Regions from separate parts of the Homo sapiens genome. Here region 1 is linked to region 2. Evidence: chromatin loops called from intact Hi-C (ENCODE). Cell type or tissue: PC-3. All regions are shown on one strand. Each heading gives the region's core, and the rest is flanking DNA. Links, peaks and the distances in the headings are about the cores only. Region 1 has its middle 170 kb from the start of SPOPL-DT. Region 2 has its middle 170 kb from the start of LINC01832.

Region 1 (10,349 bases), core at 1,594-9,593, 58 kb before region 2:
ATTTAAGAAGAGGTATACATTGAGAAATGAGATATATTAATAGTTTTAGGTTTTCAAACATCATTTTTGGGAAAGTACACTTAGAAATGGGCTTTCTCAAATCCAGGTATTGAAAAAATGTTTTATTGAATTTTTTAATAACCAACTCAGATATCCACTGGAAGGTAAGATCATGGAGGATTGAATTTTTGTCTGTTTACTGCTAGCTTACTGCTCTTTCTCTAACATCTAGGAGAGGGCCTGAAACGTAGCAGGAGCTCAACAGACATTGAATGAATACATGAATCTACTTATAACCTTGTTGACATTTTTCTAGGCCAAACTTATTGGAGCAAAATTACAGACAGTAGAACCCTGGGATTTTGCCAATCATTTCATCTGAATCTTGAAGTTGATCCAAATAAGTGTGTAAGGAAAACTTTCATCCTATTCTTGGTTCATCTCTGAGCTGAGGCAGAATACATATTTGTGTAAGGTGAAAATTTTATGATAGAGTGCTGTCTTATAAAACCCTAGCTTTAATATCAAGGCATGAAGGCTGGTTTTTAACTAAAAACACAAGAGTAGTAGTTGAGAGACCGTATAGTAAACCATTTACTCCTTACAGCTGTCAAAGCTTAGCTGAGAGAAGCACTCTGTAATAAAGATTTGTTATTTGCTTAACTATACTTAAGCAGTACATTTTTACCTCCACGTGCTCTGAAATCTGTTACTTTAATAATTTATTCCAGCACAGAGCTAATTCCTGTAACTGTGAACCTGCTGTATCTCTCTGGTGGAATTGGACTTCGTCACGATGACATTGGTTTATATCTAGGAATATTATAGAAAATGTCCCTAAAATATTGCAATTGTGTTTTCTGTAAGCTAGTTATTGATAAATTTTTAATTACATTACATGAGGGGATTTTATTTCAGGTTTTATGTCAGGATGGGTTGCATTTGTCTAATGGACCATATACATTTTTTAATGGTTCAACTGACCATGTTTGCAATTTTATGTTTTCTAAAGCTTACATATAAACTTCTAAGCTACCTACTGGAATGTGATTATTTTGATCTCAATGTTTATTTATGTGTGTGTGTGTGTGTATTCACTTCAATTCTTGCTCAATTTTATATCTTATTCTTGTTTTGCTTTCTTTTTTCTTACATATATTTAATTTATATCTTAAAATATACATGTCCTTATAAAGCACATTAAATCAATTGTAGAACAAGGTGGAAATTATTAATCAGTCAATTATTGGCTAATAAACAACTTTAAAAATTAAAAAATTAAAAATTAAAAATTTAAGGTAATTGGCTGGGTTATCAAATGACTTTGCAGTTGGAAAGATGACTTCATCATTATGGAAAACACTAAACATCAGACAGAGGGCAGCACATCAAAGTATAAAATTCTACGGGGAGAGAACTTTGTTAACCTGGAAAATACTTTTCAATTTTGTTCATTTGTGGTTCAAATCTATTTGTATAGAAAGAGAAGGATGGAGAGAAAAGGAAGACAGTGCCAAGAGAATAAATGAATAAATAGATTGATAACACCAATATAAGAAAGAAATAAGGATCTTCAGGGGTGTTTTAGCTGCTCACTATGCATCCTCATTGCATCTTGAGAGCATTCCGATGTCCCCAGGGAATAGCTGACATCAGATTTGGGCATCCCAATGAATTCTTTCTGGGTGATAGGGAAGGGGTTGTTGGAAAAGCTTTGTCAGAGCCCCTTAATGTCTGAAACTCTCTCCTGTCCCTGATTGCGTCTCATCACACTGGACTTTAGGTTTCTAAATTCTCAGAGGTGACTCTCATGGTCATATGAGGAAGCCTATTATTCAGTCCTTAATTACCTTCCCAAATATCACCTCCCAGAACAGGGGTTAAATCTGACTGCTGCAGCCTGGGCACATTCTCTGATAATATTTTAGCCTCATATTCCATGCAGGACAGGTGAGATCGTATATCAAGGATTTAGAAAAGGCCTCAGGATAGTCTGGCTGCCTGAGTTGGCAGATGGGGCAATCCTTCAGGCCCTGAGGGAAAGCTGAGCCAGGCAGGTTGTAAATGGCCAGGGAGGTTTCTGCAGGGTTGTATTTCTTGGGGACTGAAAGGCAGATGACCTTTAGATTCCTGAGAAGGTTCCGGATATGTAGTATATTATGACTTCACTACATCAAATTCCCCCTTTCCTCCTAAGTACTCAACCAGACACTCCTCATTTACTGAACTCATAAAATCTCCACTCATGGATAGAACTAATTATTCCCTAGTTTCAGACCTAGGTTCTGCTGCCTCCACTTTATAGTATTATAGGTAGAGTTGGGACAAAATCATTATAGATGGTGCCAAGGAATGCTATTATGGACTGAGAGGTCAGGCAGAGTGTCATTTTTACTTTCTAAAACAGAAATCCATTTAACTCATACTAAAAGTCATACTTAAAAAGGTTTTGATGTATCACATAAAGCCACTGTGTTTTCTTTAAATTTTGTCTCCTTTTAGTTTTATAAATTCTCATATTTGAACCTATAATTAAGAATTAATGTTGGTTTAGTGGTCTTGGAATTCCTAGAATAGAAAACATTTTTTTGTGGTTTGTTCATTTGTTAGAGTGTTTTGTTCCTCCCAATTTTAAAGTAGGAAAGAAGGGAAAATCATTAAGAATATTACCATTTAAGCATACCATTTTGAATTTTGACTTGAGGTAGAGCCTTGTTTCCAGGTAAGAAAGATGAAGGAATGAGGAACAATAAAAGTGTAATCTGAATTATTTGGAGATCTTTAAAAAAAAAAAACACCCATTTTCTTTATTCCTTATGGTTTGGGAGGAAGAAATGAGGAACAGAATGGACATGGTGAGCAAATACTTCTTGTATCCTCCATTCTTCTGGTTAGAAAGCACTGGAATAAACATTTAACACTTTCAAGATGGGATATTTGCTAATTTACAAACACTGCTTGTGCAGAGTTTTAGCTTGTTTGCTTTCAGATCCCTTCTTGCTTTACTTAGTATCACTAGATGAGGGCTTGCAGGGAGAGCAATCCTTGCAGGCTGTGTTTTTGGGCCCTCCCTGTATCAGCTGATTACATGGGTTTAGCCAAAGGGAGTCACAGACAGAAGGTCAGAGGGAGAGTGAAGGGGAAGAGCCAGGGTCTTTCCCCCATCTGTGTGACTCAGGCAGCATCCCTCTCAGTGTCTGAGTCTCTCCATGGCTCTGGATTTCATTGATGGATCTGCTGTATTTCAAATTCTGTCAGACAACCCTGGCCTTTGGGCTCTAGTGAACAGCCTCCTCCAGGCTGCCTGCTGCTGCTCATTTGTAGGTTGCCTCACCATCCCCTGGTCATCTTTTAGCTCTTTCATCACGTGGGGGATTGATTCCCTGTATTGTTTCCTCTGGTTTAAACACTTAGTATAATTTTTATTTTTCTGTTTCAAACTGAATGATATACCATTACAGCATTTACCTTATGCCTAAAGTAAAGAAAATTGAAAAGCATAAGTAGATTTTCTCGATCAGCTAATATTTATTCAAGCACAAATTGGAGAAAGCCTACCATGACTTCCTTAAGATAGTGTATTTAATGGCTCTCCTAACAAAAACACCAAGGATCACAGCTTGATTTAGAAGTCTAATGGTATGACCAGAATTCAGTTCACTGGATTGACTTCTTGTTTATTTGTTTTGTTCCCTTTAGATTGGCAACATTCTCAGACTTTATCTCTCTTTATCATAATACAAATTTCAAAAGAATAAAGAAGGAACTCTCCTAATAGCCACTAGCCTCCTGGAGGGAGACAGTTTTGGTTGCTGGGTCAGCTCCTCTGGCTCTGCTGCCTGCAGTGATTGAGTCTCTTCCAGACCCAGGCTGCTCCACTTTGCATCTGACCTTCCAAGCCGGGCTAGGTCCTGTCCCAGTCCAGTTTCTCTATTTATTGACTTCATCAGAAAGTTGAAGGTGTTGACAGAGTTTGTAATGTGATTTGTGAAGTTCAAACGAAGCCTTCTGAAATGAAAGGACTGCATTTCCTAATGGCCACTAATGCCCGGTAATAAACACATACTCATCAGATAATGAATACTTAGTTTGTTTTGGAATAAAAGTAGAAGTTTTATTAATTACCAATTCCTAGTAGAAATCTAAGTTGCCTTTAAACCTCAGTCAGTGCAGTGTGAATTCACAAAAAGAAAGACCACAAATATGAAAGTAGAAAAACTAAGCTATAAGAATGTTGTTATTTTAAGGGGCCAGTAAATAGCACTCTTCCTCTTTGGAGTTCTGAACAAATTTATGTAAATTATAAAAGAATCAGAAAGATAGTTAATGGACTATTGTTTTTATTATTGGAAAGGCTATAGTGGTCTTTCCAGAGCAGATATAATCACTGAGGACTGTTGCTTTATATCTCTGAGTCTTCAAACAGAGAATGAGATGGACCTTCAGAACTGCCTCTAGCAAGTGAGTCTAACTCCGGACCTATGGGTGGTTGCTCCCTGAAATAGGAACAGAGAAGAATGCACTCACCCTAGTTAATCTGAATAGAGAAAGGAGAAAGGCCCCAAGTTGAACAGGCTCAACTGTTTTTCAGCTCCACCAATGAGATGTCAACCATCCTTTCAAGAGTGGGTAGAAATTATGAAGTGATAGAGGTTTTTATTTTCCAGACTCAGGCTGGAATACTGGAGTGAAAATGAAAGGGTCTTTCTGCAAGCACCTATAGGATATGTGTAATATTTTTATCTGTGAATTTCTTACCATTGGATAAAGTCTCAATAAATGTGTTACATTAAAATGTGAAACACAAAGCAAATGATTCAAAAAAATCAGCATCGTGATTTTCACTTAAGTAGGAATCCAATACCAAATCCCTACTGGACTTAGCACAAAAAATGACTGTGGCTAATACACCAGACTATAAGTATTATTGTCTGCTGAGAATCACAAACAAAATTTTTGAGCCTTTTTCTAGAAACATGATATATCAGTCAAAAGAAATTATTTTGACATTAAATGTTACTGTTCTCCCAGAGGGAGTTTAATGTGATTTTATACAACTAATGAAAGCAAAATCTACATTCATGAAAAGAGGGACAAGGCTTTTGGTTGGGTTAGTCTCAAAAAAGCCAGAGAGAAAAAAATTCCTTAGAGTCATGCTTTCTTTCACTTAGACAATGAGAAGAGATTAAGGCAGTACCCTTCCAAATAAGACATGTTTACCTTTTCACAGAGATTTCTGAAAAAAATTTAACCTCTAGAAATGATAGCCATAAAATTAAGGATGCTGGGTGGGAGGTAGAGTGTATTTTGCAGTGAGCATGCCACATTTTCAACATCACTTGGGTCCTAAAGCTTAAGAAGCCTCCATTCTACAAATAAGAATAGCTCTATTTATATCTTTTTTGTTGTTGACAAAGACTTTTTATAATAACTTTATGTTTTGAAATTACCTCAAACTTAGAGTAGTTGCAAGAAACACGGAACTTCTGCATAACCTTTACCTAGGTGCCTTGACTGTTAATATTTTGCCACATTTGTTTCATCATTCTCCTTTTCCTTGTCTCTCCCACCTCATATATTTTTAATAAACATTTAAAAGTTGCAAATATGGTACCTCTTTATCCCTAAATACTTTGGTGCATATCGCTTAAGACAAAGATTTTCTCTTATAAAACCACAGTGCAATTATTAAAGTTGGAAAATTAACTTTGATACAGTATTATTATCTAATCTATAGACCTTATTCAAGTCTTGCTAATTGTCAAAATATTGTTCTTTATATAGTTAGCCTTTTAATTAATTCTGACTCTTCCTGGGTTCAGACTTTAGATAAAGCAGAGATACAGAAGGCAAGAGGTGTTGTACCTGTTGGTGAGGTGGCCTTTCTTATACTTAGATTCTTATACTTGGATGTTGAGTATTAGGTCAACATCACTAATGATTAGGGAAATGCAAATCAAAATCACAATGCAATACCACCTTACACTCCTGCAAGCATGGCCATAATCAAAAAATAAATTAAAAAATCAAAAAACAATAGATGTTGGTGTGGATGCGGTGAACAGGGAACACTTCTATACTGCTGATGGGAATATAAACTAGTACAATCACTATGGAAAACAGTAGATATTCCTTAAAGAACTAAAAGTAGAACTACCATTTAATCTAGCAATTTCACGACTGGGTTTCTACCCAGAAGAAAAGAAGTCATTATACAAAACATATACTTGAACATGCATGTTTATAGCAGCACAATTCGCAACTGCAAAAATGTGGAATCAACCCAAATGCCCATCAACCAACGAGTGGATAAAGAAACTGTGATAAATATGAATGATGGAATACTACTCGGCCATAAAAATGAATGAATTAATTGCATTCACAGTGACCTGGATGAAATTGGAGAGTGTTATTCTAAGTGAAGTAACTCAGGAATGGAAAACCAAACATCATATGTTCTCACTCATAAGTGGGAGCTAAGCTATGAGAATGCAAAGGCCTAAGAATGACACAATGGACTTTGGGAACTTAGGGGTAAAGGGTGGGAAGGGGGCCAGGGATAAAAGACTACAAATTGTGTGCAGTGTATACTGCTCAGGTGGTGGGTACACCAAAATCTCATGAATCTCATGAATACTAAATAACTTATGTAACCAAACACCACCTGTTTCCCAATAAACTATGAAAATAAAAAAAATTAATTGAAAAATAAAAAATAAAACAAGTTCTAAGAGGCTTTAAAAAAGAAAGAAAAGAAACAGGTTTCCACCCCCTACATGAGTTTCTATCTCTTACAGGTGGATATTACTATAATTAGAGGAATCCCAATGCAACTGGCCAATAAGCACATGGAAAGGTGCTCAACATCATTAGTCATTAGAGAAATCCAAATTAAAACCATGATGAGATGCCTCTTCACACCACTAAAATGGCTAAAATTGGAAAGACTGGCAATGGCAGGTGTTGGTGAGGAAATGGAGCCACTGGAACCCTTGTGCTCTTTTAATAATAGTGAAAAGTGATGCTGCTCCTGAAGCCGATGGCTTGGCATTGTTGCAAAATTAAATAAGCACTTACAATGCAATCCATTATTTCCACTCCTAGCTATTTATGCAAAAGAAATAAAAATATATTTCTACAGAAAGACATGTAAAAAAAAAAGAGCATTCATTATTGCCTTGTGTAAACATGAGCTTTGACCTGAAAAGGCTGTCCTAAGGTTTGCTTTCAGAGAAGCTTCCCTGGCACCTCTTCTAAGTCATATTTAATGTTACCTAGCAGACCAAGACCTCCAGTTTCCTTAAAGACTCTGCACCACCCTCTTAATGCTCCTATGGATGGTCCCACAAATACTTCCCTGCAAGCCCTCCACCCTGACTTGGGGCATCTGCCAGTATTCCTTTCTAATCGGCTTGGATTCCTACATGGTCTTCCTCTCGGCATGTAACATCTTACTGCCAGTGTTGTCCTGATATTGTGTTACTTCCTCCTGATGACTCTGAGAGATTTTACAAGTTCTGTGATCGCACAGAGATTTTGGATGAAACTGGACACTGTATTGTCCCCTAATTCTCTTTTCTATATGCACTAAATTTTCACACTCCCTGCTTTCCTCCCTCTCTTGCTAGCCATTCCCATTCACATTATAGCTCTTAGCCAGACCTTTGGGACCAAGGTTCCTGATTCACTCTGAAGCTTTCATCACCCAAACTTACCCTATCAGAATGAGGCTGGTCTCATACCTTCCCAGGCCTGTGATAAAGATCAGTAGGGATTGATCTATTTGTGTGCCCATTGTAGAATATACATGAAAGCTCATGCACATACACACACGACCATACACACGTGTGCTCACACACACAATGTGAATAGGTTTAACTGAAAGCTTTATACTGCCGGCATCAGAATCTATTATGTTATTCTTTAAGCAAGTCAGGAGATGGATTCAATGTCAGATTTGCTTATTACTATTCAGATAAACAGATAAATCTTCTTGCAACTAGCCATCTTCAATCTCAGGGTTTTCTTAAATGTAATGAAGTTACTATTAGACGGCAAGCTGGAGGGTTTAGCTACAGGCAGAACAGGCAGAGGAATAACTGGTGAAGCTCAGAGCTTAGAAAACTGGATGCACAATGTTTCTCTGTTGGATAAAAGACAAAATAAAGAAATCTAAATTAAAATATGCTAGGGCTAGTTGCAAGAAACTAGTTCGGGCACCTCAAACAAAATGCTTTCCTGCAATTTTGGTAACATTCTCCCAAATGGCCCTTGTAAGGTTAGCGTAAGTCCAAGAGATAAACAGAGGGTTAAGATATCCAATGCTTATGAGAAAGAAAATTATAGTATCTTTAATAAAATCACTTAATCACAACTATTAAAAAACTAGATACATGTTAACCACTAATTACCTACATTTACATATTACAAAGGAATTTTTAAGTGAATACTACAAATTGGCTTAGATAAATACCTTCTTATTTATATAAGCTTGTCTTCAATTGCTACTTAAATGCTCCTCACTCTGGTTTTCTTCCCAGAGGTCAGAGGTCTTCTCTGTCATTCTTGAAGTGGGCAGCAATGCCACAGAGGTTTCTGCAAGAATGACCTGTGCTAACTGCTTGACCTTATTTGAAATCGCTGACTCTTTAGTCTCTTTTGTGCTTCTCATGCTCCTGACTGCTGGATTTCTTCCCAGTTTTTCTTCTTTGACCCTCCATTTGATTTTACAGACAGAACCATAAATCTCCTGTCTACTCTCATTCTTTTTTCTCTTTGCTTTATTTATGTATTTAAAAATGAATAGTCTTTATTTTTTTACATGACTCTTAGGCTTACAGAAAAACTGAGGAGAAAGTAGAGAGTTTCTACATTTCATCCCCCACCCCAATCTTCCCCACTAACAACTCGGGGCACCAGAGCGGTACATTTGTTACAATCAATGAACCAATATTGACGCATCATTATCAACCAGAGTACATAGTTTACATTAGGATTCACTCTTGGTGTTGTACATTATACCAGTCTGACAGCTATACAATGACATGAATCTGTCATTATAGTATCATACAGAGTAGTTTCACTGCTCTAAAACCCCTCTGTGCTACAGCTATTCATGTCTCCCCCTACCCAACCTCTGGAAACATTGATCTTTTTGCTGTCTCCATAGTTTTGCCTATACCAGAATGTCATATAGTTAGAATCATACAGTATGTACCTTTTGAGATTGGCTTCTTTCACTCAGCAATATGAATTTAAGGTTCTGCCACACTTTTAAAGGCTTGATACCTCATTTTGTTTTTTTTAGTTCTGAATTATATTCTATTGTGTGACTGTACCCATAATTCATTTATCCATTCACCTACTGAATGATATGTTGGTTTCTTCCAAGTTTTGCCAATTATGAATAAATCTACTATAATCATTCACATGCAACTTTTTATGTGGATATAAGTTTTCAACTCATTTAGGTAAATATTAAGGAATGCTATTGCTGGATTTTGTGTAAGAGTATGTTTAATTTTGTAAGAAATTGTCAAACTGTCTTTCAGAGTGGCTGTACTGTTTTGCAGTCACGCCAACAAACAATGAGAGTTCCTGTTGCTCCTGGTTAACATTTGGTGTCATGTGTGTTTTGAAGTTTAGCCATTGTCATTTTGATTAGCATTTTCCTAATAACGTATGATGTGGAACATCTTTTCCTCTTTTTTGGTGGGGATTCTATTCAGATATTTTGGCTATTTTTATTTTATTTTATTTTTATTTATTTATTATTATTATTTTTTGAGACGGAGTCTCTCTCTGTTGCCCAGGCTGGAGTGCAGTGGTTTGATCTCAGCTCACTGCAACCTCTGCCTCCTGGGTTCAAGCGATTATTCTGCCTCAGCCTCCCGTGTAGCTGGGACTACAGCTGTGCACCACCACACCTGGCCAATTTTTGTATTTTTGGTAGAGACGGGATTTCACCATATTGGCCAGACTGGTCTCGAACTCCTGACCTCTTGAACCTCCCGCCTTGGCCTCCCATAGTACTGGGATTACAGGCATGAGCCATCGCACCCAGCCTTGGCCATTTTTTAAACTGGTTGGTTTGTTTATTTGTTTTACTGTTGAGTTTTAATAGTTCTTTGTATGTTTTTGGGTTAAAGCCCTTCATTAAATATGGCTTTTGGAAATATTTTCTCCTAGTCTGTGGTTTGTCTTTCCATTGTCTTGACAGTATCTATTGCAGAGCAGAAGTTTTGAATTTCACTGAAGTCTGATTTCTTAATGTTTTCTTTTATGAATCATGTTTTGGATTTTTATCTAAAAAGTCTTTGCCAAACCTAAGGTCATCTGGATTTTCTTTT
Region 2 (10,349 bases), core at 1,469-9,468:
ACATTTTAGAGGATGTATAAAGGAGGGGATATATGTGATGCTTCACTAAAACTTACAGAATTAAAGCAATCTAGTTGGAGTAGTGAAAAGATTTTGATCTTTGGGGTCTCAGTGGCTTAGTTTGAATTAATTATTGCTTAGCCATCTATTAGTTGAATGACTTTAGGCAATGTAATCCTCTGGACCTCCGTTTTCTTATGAAAAAATGGGCATAATAATATTTTGCTTGCACGGTTACTATAAAAATAAGCATGACTAAAAGAGCTAGTGAAATCAACAACTTAGCCTTAGTTAGTACCTTGATCCTTGGGTAGTACACAATAGAGTGCACTACCAGATAGAGATAAATACCAGACACATTCCTTGACTTACAAGTTGCATGTAAGGCTTGTAAAGAAACCCTCTAATTTTCTATTTAAAATCACCCCCAAATGGCTATGGGACCATATTACTATATGCCTCTTTGGTTTAGAAACCAAAGAAACATCTTTAATAGGAATATTTTTATATGCCCAGAGAACTCTTCTCAGGCATTGAACAAACCACAAAAAATGTTTCATGACAAACCAAAGATGCCCTAGGCACATCACACCACACTCAGGCTGTGATAGATAATGTGTGTGCTATTACTTCATATTAGGGGCACAGATGCCTCAGAAGAGAGGAATTAATCACAAACTCTTTAAACCAGTGTTTCATGCCTTAATGCATATAGCAATCACCTGGGGGTCTTGTTAAAAATGCTGGTTCTGGTTCAGTGGGTCTGGGATGGAGCCTGAGATTCTGCCGTTCTAACAAGCTTCCTGGTGATATGATGCATCTGGACCATGGACCACAGTTTGAGTTGCAAAGCTGAATGCTTTTCAAACTTTGATACACATGAGATTCACCTGGAGATCTTCTTAAGAATAATGATGCTTGAGTTCTTAGTCCAGGCAAAACCCTGGGGTTGAATTCTCAGCTTAGATATTCTTTTAAAGCTTCCTGAGTGATCTTTCTATGTAGAGCTGTGGTTGAAAACCAGTGTTTTAGATGTAAGGGTTTCCTCTTCTTGCTAATTACATTGACAACATTGTAATGTTTTGTTCAATATCTAGTTTCATTGTTTCAGTGGCACCTGTCTCAGATCACCTGGAAGCTTTTTTTTTTTGACTCCTCTTTTAAAGAATTTATTTTGAACCTATCATAACACCACTGACATATAACTCCCTAATAAGATAAAGCAAAAACAAAAAGTTTATCATATTAGAAATAAGATACACCATCACTTACAGTCTTCAAACATTATTGCACTTTAACTTTCATAATTTGACAAAGCATTCATGAAACAATCTGCAGACTAGTTTTAACAAACAAATAACACCTGTAAGCAGACATGACTGCCCTAAATTGTTTATTAGGTATGAATTTTACAAACTTTACTTATATTAGTGGTAACGGTGGAGCTGGAGAGTATTGCACCTTCTCCAAGCTGCGCAGCAAGAACTACCAATAGTGTGGTGGAACTTATGGCCCTTTCCAAGGCGGCGGCTCTTTCAGCCTGCAGATGTCAGCCCACGCATTTCCCTGTGCTTGTGGACTGGTTTGGTGATCCACTGGGTGTCAGGATTTCTTCTGATAGCTTTATGGAATGGATCAATGAGGATAACCTCAAAAAATTTGTATGTGGAATCTTCACCAACCCAGTACGAATTCAGGACTCTTAGAGCCCCACAGTGGTGTCCAGCTTGCTCCTCTGCAACGGACTGAAGACTTTGGGCAAACTTTAACTAGTTAACTCCATGATGGACAGGCTTGCCGTTAAGTTACAGCCTTAGGAACTGGGCATTTCCAGCCACCACGGCGAACACAAATCCTATATATAATGTAACCTTGCTTGGCTTTGTAGCCCAGTCGGCATGCTTTATCGGGCTGGGTGGAGCGGGGAGCCCTGTGGAGAGCAGAGAGCTGCCACTCTGTGCCAGCCCTGTGGAGAGCAGGGTACTGCCAGCAGCGGACCCTCAGAAGAAAGTGCATGACATCAGACTGCTTCTTTCTCCACAGCTCCTGGATGTACTTGTAAGCACCTATCTTGGCCTACCTGATGGCTGCCACCAGACAGAAAGGAAAGAGTCTTACTCCCCACCTGGAAGCTCTTAAAAAAAGACTGCTGAGGCCTAGGCGGGTGGATCACGAGGTCAAGAGATCAAGACCATCCTGGCTAACATGGTGAAACCTCGTCTCTACTAAAAATACAAAAATTAACTGGTCGTGGTGGTGCACACCTACAGTCCCAGCTACTCGGGAGGCTGAGGCAGGAGAATCTCTTGAACCTGGAGATGGAGGTTGCAGTGAGCCGAGATCGCACCACTGCACTCCAGCATGGCAACAGAGTGAGACTCTGTTTCAAAAAAAAAAAAAAAAAAAGAAAGAAAGAAAAAAGAAAGACTGCTGGGCACCATCCTCAGAGTTACTGATTCAGGAAGTCTGGCTGGAGTGGGGCCTGAGAAATTTCTTTTCTAACAACTTAGTTATTGATCCAGAACCCAGCTTTGGGAACTGCCACTTTATTATTTCATAAACTTCACTGGAAGAGAGATTGTGCCTATGTATCCACCATTCTATCACCTGTGCCTAGTATGTTTATGGCATGAATGAATCTCTTTTGGATGAAAAAGTGATGGTGAAACCCTGTCTCATTCATAGTGAAAACACATACAGAACATTGGAAACCTTCACCCAGCTCATTAAAGATAATGCTTGCCAATGAACCACAACAAATAACATTGGTTTAGGGATCTCTGCTACTATAGACCCTAGAGTATCTGGGGCATTTCTCATGAAAGTTCTGATTAGTTTTTCCTGAGGCACTACTTTATGGTAATAAAATTGGCATTCCATCAACAGGTTGATCGACTGTTCAGGCTTCCCTTCAAGGTGGCTTGAAATAGCAGAAGCAATAGTCTCTTTTAAATAAATAAAATTTTTTTAATACATAAAGTCTCTCTTAAAGGGCCATCTGCTTTCAATTTTTCATTTAAACCTTCTGAAGGCTCACCAAGTGCCATAAGATAAAGAGAGCAAAAGTAAGGTGTAGCATCACAGGCAATAATATTCCTATCATTGCCAAAGTACTATAGGGATTACTGCATAGTGGCAATTCTCTTATATCCTAAAAATATTAATGTGTTTTGATTCTGAAGGAAACCAAAATACACCACTTTCAAATATATGTCTTTAATATATTTTGATGTGGCTATTCAGAGAGGCTGCAGACCATAGGAATACCTTTTACAAGCTGTCCTTTTGTGAGGAAGATTTGCAACTGTAGAGGAAATCTACATAAGTGAAGTTGACAGTGAATACAAACAGGCTTTCTCTGAGCCCCATCCCTTATCTGCCTTTATCCACATCTAGAAAAGATTAACTCACAAACAAAGGAGACTAAAACTTTTTCCTCAGGCTCCTATCTATACCAAGAGCTGCTACCAATGAGCTTTCATCTGCATAATAAGAAAAACTTTGCTTGCCATTGTCAACCTGAAATAATTGACAGGATCAGAACCCAATTTTAAAAAGTTTATTTAAGTGAAAAGCTGAGAATAACTATCCAAGAAACATGGACTCCTGAGAAATGGGGTCAGTGCTCTGAAGTTAAAAGTTAAGTTCTTCCTTATATTAGCAGAAAACAAGGACAGTTAGTAGGATTATAACATTTTCTATATAAGCCTCGTTTATGAGTTACAACTAACTTTTTTTTAACAGCTTGTTTTCATATCCTTTCCAATTTAAAAGCATATTTAATGTTCCATCTTAGACAATGTGACAGTAATGAAGTCTTTGTGTAAGAGAGGAAAGAGGAAAGTTAATCTACAATGAAGATCAACAGTGAACAGGGAAGGGGTCTTCTCTGGCAACCTTCTGTCATTTACCACATTTTATAAAACACTGTAGGTAAAGAAAAGGCTAATTGATAACCAAAACAACAAAGATTACAGCTGCCTGCGTTACAACTGCCTGTCACATGACTCAGGTCCCATAATCACATTCCCTTAAGGCTCAAAATATCTGAAAGTTCCAACAGCTTAGATTCTGAATTACTTGTTTTCACACCATGCTTTCCTCCCATCATTCTCTTGGAATGCCACCTCCTCCCTCCTCTAGAAGCCTCAAGCCCCTAATCTTTCTGTCCCCTCAGGATGGTGTAAAAACTTCAGCCATCTGTTCTGTCCTTTGAATTTCATGTTTGCAAGGCTCCTATGTTCATGTATGTATAAATATATTTGTGTGCCCTTCTCCTGTTAATCTGTCTATTTTAAGTTTGGTTTATAGAATAAAGTTATCAAACCTTCAGAAAAGGGAGGGAAGGAAATTCCTTTTGCTCCTACAGTTTAATATTAGTCTTTTTGTAATAAAAAAAATCCTAATTTTTTTTTATTGTAAGCAGACCTTCCCTGTCTGCTTACAATTTTAATATTTCAAGGTGGATTTTCTCAGACTAGAGGTAGAAGCAGCACAGAGCTATTATGCTGATGATTCACGTTTTTGACTCTTGGGTTACACATTTATTTAATTATCATGATCAAATATTTACTTTTGTGGAAGTTCCCTGACGAGAAGGCTTAGTTCTTGCCCTCTGAGAGCTAGAGAAAAATCTAACAAATCTGATACAGGTTACTTTCCCAGATCCTGTGTTTGAATGCTGTGGAAAGAAACTACTAGGTATACCCAAATATTCTAGATGATTAAAAAAAAAGTTCAAAAACCCCTGAATCTCGCGAATCTTCTCAGAACTGTTAACAGCTATTGTCTTGATAATTTTTTATTTTATTTTTTACTTTATGGTTTTAGAGTAATTTTGTTTTTCCCCAAAAAACAGGGTTTATTTGCCTGATAACAAATAACTCTCCACAAGAATGAAGGTTTTGATCAATAGGAGTTTTATTACCTGGCCCAAGTAAGGAGAACACTGAGAGTATTCTCCAAAGCACTGTCTCCTCGAGGGAAAGTGACAAGAGGATTATATGGGGCAATATATAGGGAGAGGGTGCGTCACCACATGTAGAGGAGGGGTTCCAGTTGTGCAGAAGCAGCCAGTGATTATGCCAGTTCACAGGTTGCATGTTAAGGTAATGAAGCTACTGCTTCTCCCAGGTGGAGACTTCAGCATGGTAACAAGGGAAGTTCACTCAGACTCATCTATAAGTTGCTGGGGTCTGTCAGGAGCTGGTTCCAATCAACAAGGTAACTGCATTCCACATAGGGTTTGGAAAAAAACAGACTTCAGGGCAGAAGGCAGTAAAACAGGCTGATTGCTAAAGTTGATTAAATTCCTATAATCCCTGGAGACCTTCCCTGTCTGCTTACAATTTCAAAATTTCAAAGTTTCTTTTGCTTATGATAACCCAAGTTCTATGAGGTAAGAAGGCTTGTTTCTAAACATAATTTGTCAGAAGTGGCAGCAAGAAATTAAATAACTTGTATATGTAATCACCTGATGTGTTCATCTTGCCTGCTTCCCAGAAAACCTGATGCACTGAGAACAGCCTTTTGCAATAGAGAAGGAGTTTAGTAAACTCAGAACTGCCTAAGTTGAAGGACAGGCATTTTATTATTGCTTAAATCAGTCTCCCTAAAAATTTGGAGGCTAGGGATTTTTAAGTATAGTTTGGTGTGCAGAGGGCAACGGAATGGGGAATACTGATTAGTTGGGTTGGGGATGAAATCACAGGGAGTTGGAGCTGAAACTACATTTGCAAAATTATGGCTGAGTCAGTGAAATAGATCTAACTTAATCAACTCTATCCTGTTTCTAACCTCCAAGCTGTCCGTGTTCTTTCCTGGGCGTATGCTGAACTTACTTTGGGAGAAACTTGGTTTATAGCTTATAGTTTAGGACAAAGACAGTAACAGCCCTTTCCCAGGGCAGACTTCCTTCTTGCCTGGGGACTAGATTGCCTTTGTAGAGCTAACATTAGCCACAAGATTAGAAATTATGGTTTATGACTCATGAAGCTGGAGGCTACATGATTCTGGCCCTCCCTAAAGTGCTCCTAAGATCAGTGCTTGAGCTATTTTGCAGACCCTGCACTTGATGGATCACCTGGCACCACCCAGATTGATCAAGTGGCTCATCTGATTTTGTGGCCCCCACCCAGGAACTGACTCAGTGCAAGAAGACAGCTTTGTCTCCCTATGATTTCATCCCTGACCAATCAGCAGTCCTGGCTCACTGTGTTTCCCCCACCCACTAAGTTGTCCTTAAAAACTCTGCTCCCTGAATGCTCAGGGAGACTGATTTGAGTAATAATAAAATTCTGGTCTCCTGCACAGCGGGCTCTGCATGAATTACTCTTTTTCTATTGCAATTCCCCTATCTTGATAAATTGGCTCCGTCTAGGCAACAGGCAAGGTGAACCCCTTGGGCAGTTATAGAGGAGCTTGACTTCTTGTACTGAGTCAGTTCCTGGGTTGGAGCTTTAGCTTTTGAGACCAGATAAACCAGGTTACCAGCCTGGGTGGTGCCAGCTGGTCCATCACAATGCAGGCTCTGAAAAAATGTCTCAAACACCAATCTTAGGTTTTATAATAGCAATGTTACCTATGGGAGCAACTGGGGAGGTGAAGAATCTTGTGGCCTCTGGCTGCATGACTCCTGAGCCATAATTTCTAATCTTGTGGCCAATTTGTTAGTTTCAAAGGAAGTCTGATCCCCAAGGAAGGAAGGGGTTTATTTTAGGAAGGGACTGTTATTGAAAGACAGGACTAGCTGGATTTCCTAGGCTAAGAATCCCTAAGCCTAGCTGGGAAGGTGACTACATCCACCTTTAAACACGGGACTTGCAACTTAGCTCACACCCCACCAATCAGGTGGTAAAGAGAGCTCACTAAAAAGCTAATTAGGCAAAAACAGGAGGTAAAGAAATAGCCAATCATCTATTGCCTGAGAGCAAGCTGGAGGGATAATGATCAGGATATAAACCCAGGCATTCGAGCCGGCAACAGCTACCCTCTTTGGGTCCCCTCCCTTTGTATGGGAGCTCTGTTTTCACTCTATTAAATCTTGCAGCTGCACTCTCTTCTGGTCCGTGTTTGTTACGGCTGGAGCTGAGCTTTTGCTTGCCGTCCACCACTGCTGTTTGCCGATGTCGCAGACCCACCGCTGATTTCCATCCCTCTGGATCCAGCAGGGTGTCTGCTGTGCTCCTGATCCAGGAGGCGCCCATTGCTGCTCCTGACTGGGCTAAAGGCTTGCCATTGTTCCTGCACAGCTGAGTGCCCGGGTTCATCCTAATTGAACTGAACACTAGTCTCTGGGTTCAATGGTTCTCTTCTGTGACCCACGGCTTCTAATAGAGCTATAACACTCACCGCATGGCCCAAGATTCCATTCCTTGGAATCCGTGAGGCCAAGAACCCCAGGTCAGAAAAAACAAGGCTTGCCACCGTCTTGGAAGCAGCCCACCACCATCTTGGGAGCTCTGGGAGCAAGGACCCCTCTCCTTCCCCCCACCGCCCCACCCCACCCCACCCGGCCCCACCGTAACATTATCATCTTTGTTTTGAGGTTAAGCTATAAACTAAATTCCTCCCATAGTTAGCTTGGCCTACACTCAGGAATGAGCAAGGGCAGCTTAAAGGTCACAAGCAAGATGAAATTAGGTCACATTACTTTCACTGTCACAATTTTTGCCGAGGTGGTTAGATACAGAGTCTTACAGCTAATAGGAGAGTAGTAACAAAGTCTCTATGCAAATTTGAGGCACACAGATTATATGAATCAACTTGTATAAACAAATGGAAAAAGGGCATATTACAGCAAGTTGTATCCATAAACTAAAGAACCTGTAGATACAGAGTGTAGGTTTCATCCTTCATATTGAATGCTTTACAGTCTACATTTTTAGGACTCATGTATGTTATTTTCCCTCTGTGTAATTTCCTGCCTGATCAGTATCTCTGGCCTCTTGAAGTCTTGGTAGAAGTACTGAAGAAATGCAAACAACCCTGCTTTCTGAAAGTGAAGTGATAAGTTACTTACTATTTATTTTGATGAAGCTGGTCTAGGGAAAAAGTGCTTCAGAAATGTGTACTCTATGGGATACACAGGCAACAATGTGTATGTGATGTGTGTGTGTTTGTGTGTGCATATGTATTGCATATATGGCATACTTTTCTTACCCTAAAACTCGTGGTTAAACTTTTGTTAAAATAAAGACATCAAGTTTGTGAAGAAATATGATATATGCTGAAGATCTGTAAAACTGAAAAGAAAAAAATAAAAAGAGTGCTGCAGCGAATCAGCCAAAAAGCGAAGAAACATGTGAATCTTAGTCTAGGACTCCACTGACTTGAAGACAGTATTCATGTATGTTAGGCCTTTAGTAACACTCTGCCTAAAGAAAAGAAGGCCCAGAAGACTGAGTCTGGAAATACAGAAGAGGGATACGTTTTGCATAGCATGGTTTTAGAGTCAGAGCCAGAAGGAATGAGTGGAAGGTACTGAGAGACAGATTTAGGTTTACATATAAAATAATTTTCTAACAAATATTATTGCATTCATGAGAGTATTCTGTGTGTTTATATAATATTAACTGTGTCTTTACTCATATTTACTAATGATACGGCTCCAGTGAGTGGAGGAACACCAGGGTTTTTCGTCTGGAGTCGAATTAGATAAAATGACATGGATACATGTGGAGTGGTTTTAAGGAGCAGAGAGTTTAATAGGCAAGAAGGAAGGGAGAAGAAAGAAGAAAGAAACTCCCCTGTACAGAGACAGAGTGAGGGGCTCCAAAGCCGAGAAAGGAGAGCCCATGTGCCGAGGATACCAGCCAGTTTTATGAGGAGGCTGGAGGAGGCAGTGTCTGATTTGCATAGGACTCAGGGGATTGGTTTGACCAGCCATGTTATTCATGTAGCCTGGGAAAAAATTGGCCTTTCCACCCTAGCCTTTTAATATGCAAATGCAGGGCTCCATACTTAGGGATATGTGGGGGCAGCCATGTTGCCAGGGACACGTGGGGGCAAGGGCAAGAGGACAACGGTGAGAATCACCGTGTTGGGTGGACCCAGTTTCTAATGGCCTGCATTTGCATATCAAAGGTTGCCGCCCCTAAGAGCCAGGGCTTCTCTGCTAGATAAGAAACGTTTCTTGAGCTGCTTTAAAAAGAAACAAAAACATTCCAAGGACCCCTTTTCCTCTCTGCCTAAAATAATTTCTTCATAACTCCTACCACACGAATTTAATGTTTATAGAAATCCGCTTTACACATCACAAAATCGAAGTACCAGGATGTTATGAAATGTGCCCATCTTTCCAGTCAGGAAACAGTAGAAATGGAATTTGAACATATACTGTCGGGCTCTGAAGGCTACAGTTCACCTGTGTGGATGTGATACCTCTCTGATGCTTCAAGATATGAGATGTCCTATAAGCAAGTGATTTTTTACACCATCGAGTTTGTTTAAATGAAAAATGGGGCCAGATGTGATGGCTCACGCCTGTAATCCCAGCATTTTGGGAAGTCAAGGTGGAAGAATTGCTTGAGGCCACGGGCTTGAGACCAGCCCAGGCAACATAGTGCGACCCTGTCTCTACAAAAAATAGGAAAACTAGCCAGCTGTAGTCCCAGCTACTCCAGAAGCTGAAGTGGGAGGATTGCTTGAGCCCAGGATGTCAAGGCTGCAGTGAGCCATGATCATGTCACTACACTCTAGCCTGTGTGACAGAGGAAGAGCCTGTCTCAATAAATAAATAAAAAATGAAAAATAATGAGCCCCTGTCAAGTACATGCCAGAAGATATTTCTGCTTTAGTTAGAAGCTGTACTAGATAATCACTGATGTGATTATATAATTTCATTCTAACGTAAGTCATCTCATTTAATTCTAAGATTCTATTATTAAATAATCTGGATTTTCTAGGTTTTCATTATCTATTGAACTCTCAATATTATTGTTTTGCTATTCACTTGAGTTTACCTACAATGTAAACCATGCTGTAGCAAAACAAGTCTTAACTGGTTGCTATGATCCATATTTATAAAGAATAGAGACTGATTCCATAATATAGAAAATGATTATGGCAGCTTCAGTCTGTACGATGACTGTAGTCTATCAAAGTTGTCATATATAATCAGAGAAACAGCTTTAAGGAAACTACTTAGAAATAAAATTATTTTGTATAATGGAGTCTGGTGCTGGTAAACACGATTTGACCAACAATGGGGCAATTTAAAAAGTGTAAGTGAAATAGATTGCCAATTAGATATAGCACTTTATAAATGTGGATAATTGATCCGGAGAAACCAATAAATATCTGAAGAGCTCAATAATCACTTTAAAAAGTAATCAAGCCGTGTAATTCCT

Evidence for each region. A loop is a pair of places that touch in the nucleus more often than their neighbours do. Peaks named below come from ENCODE experiments on the same cell type or tissue, not always from the same donor. Only the 100,000 strongest peaks of a DNase experiment are listed, where the experiment ranks them.
Region 1: a loop joins it to region 2, with 2.2 times the contacts of the local background. A loop is called at or near these places in 3 of 110 quality-filtered maps.

The regions. Positions count from the first base shown.
Region 1 is chr2:138,328,043-138,338,391 of GRCh38, reverse strand. No RefSeq gene overlaps it. Among named protein-coding and RNA genes, the nearest start is that of SPOPL-DT, 170 kb to the left of the region's middle. RefSeq lists an enhancer at 4,377-4,476. In PC-3, for the core only: no CTCF peak of the experiment used is centred there; no DNase peak of the experiment used is centred there.
Region 2 is chr2:138,270,295-138,280,643 of GRCh38, reverse strand. It overlaps the pseudogene RPL15P5. Among named protein-coding and RNA genes, the nearest start is that of LINC01832, 170 kb to the right of the region's middle. RefSeq lists an enhancer at 8,657-9,330. In PC-3, for the core only: no CTCF peak of the experiment used is centred there; DNase peaks (open chromatin) are centred at 4,563 and 6,023; H3K4me3 peaks cover 1,824 bases; H3K27ac peaks cover 3,614 bases.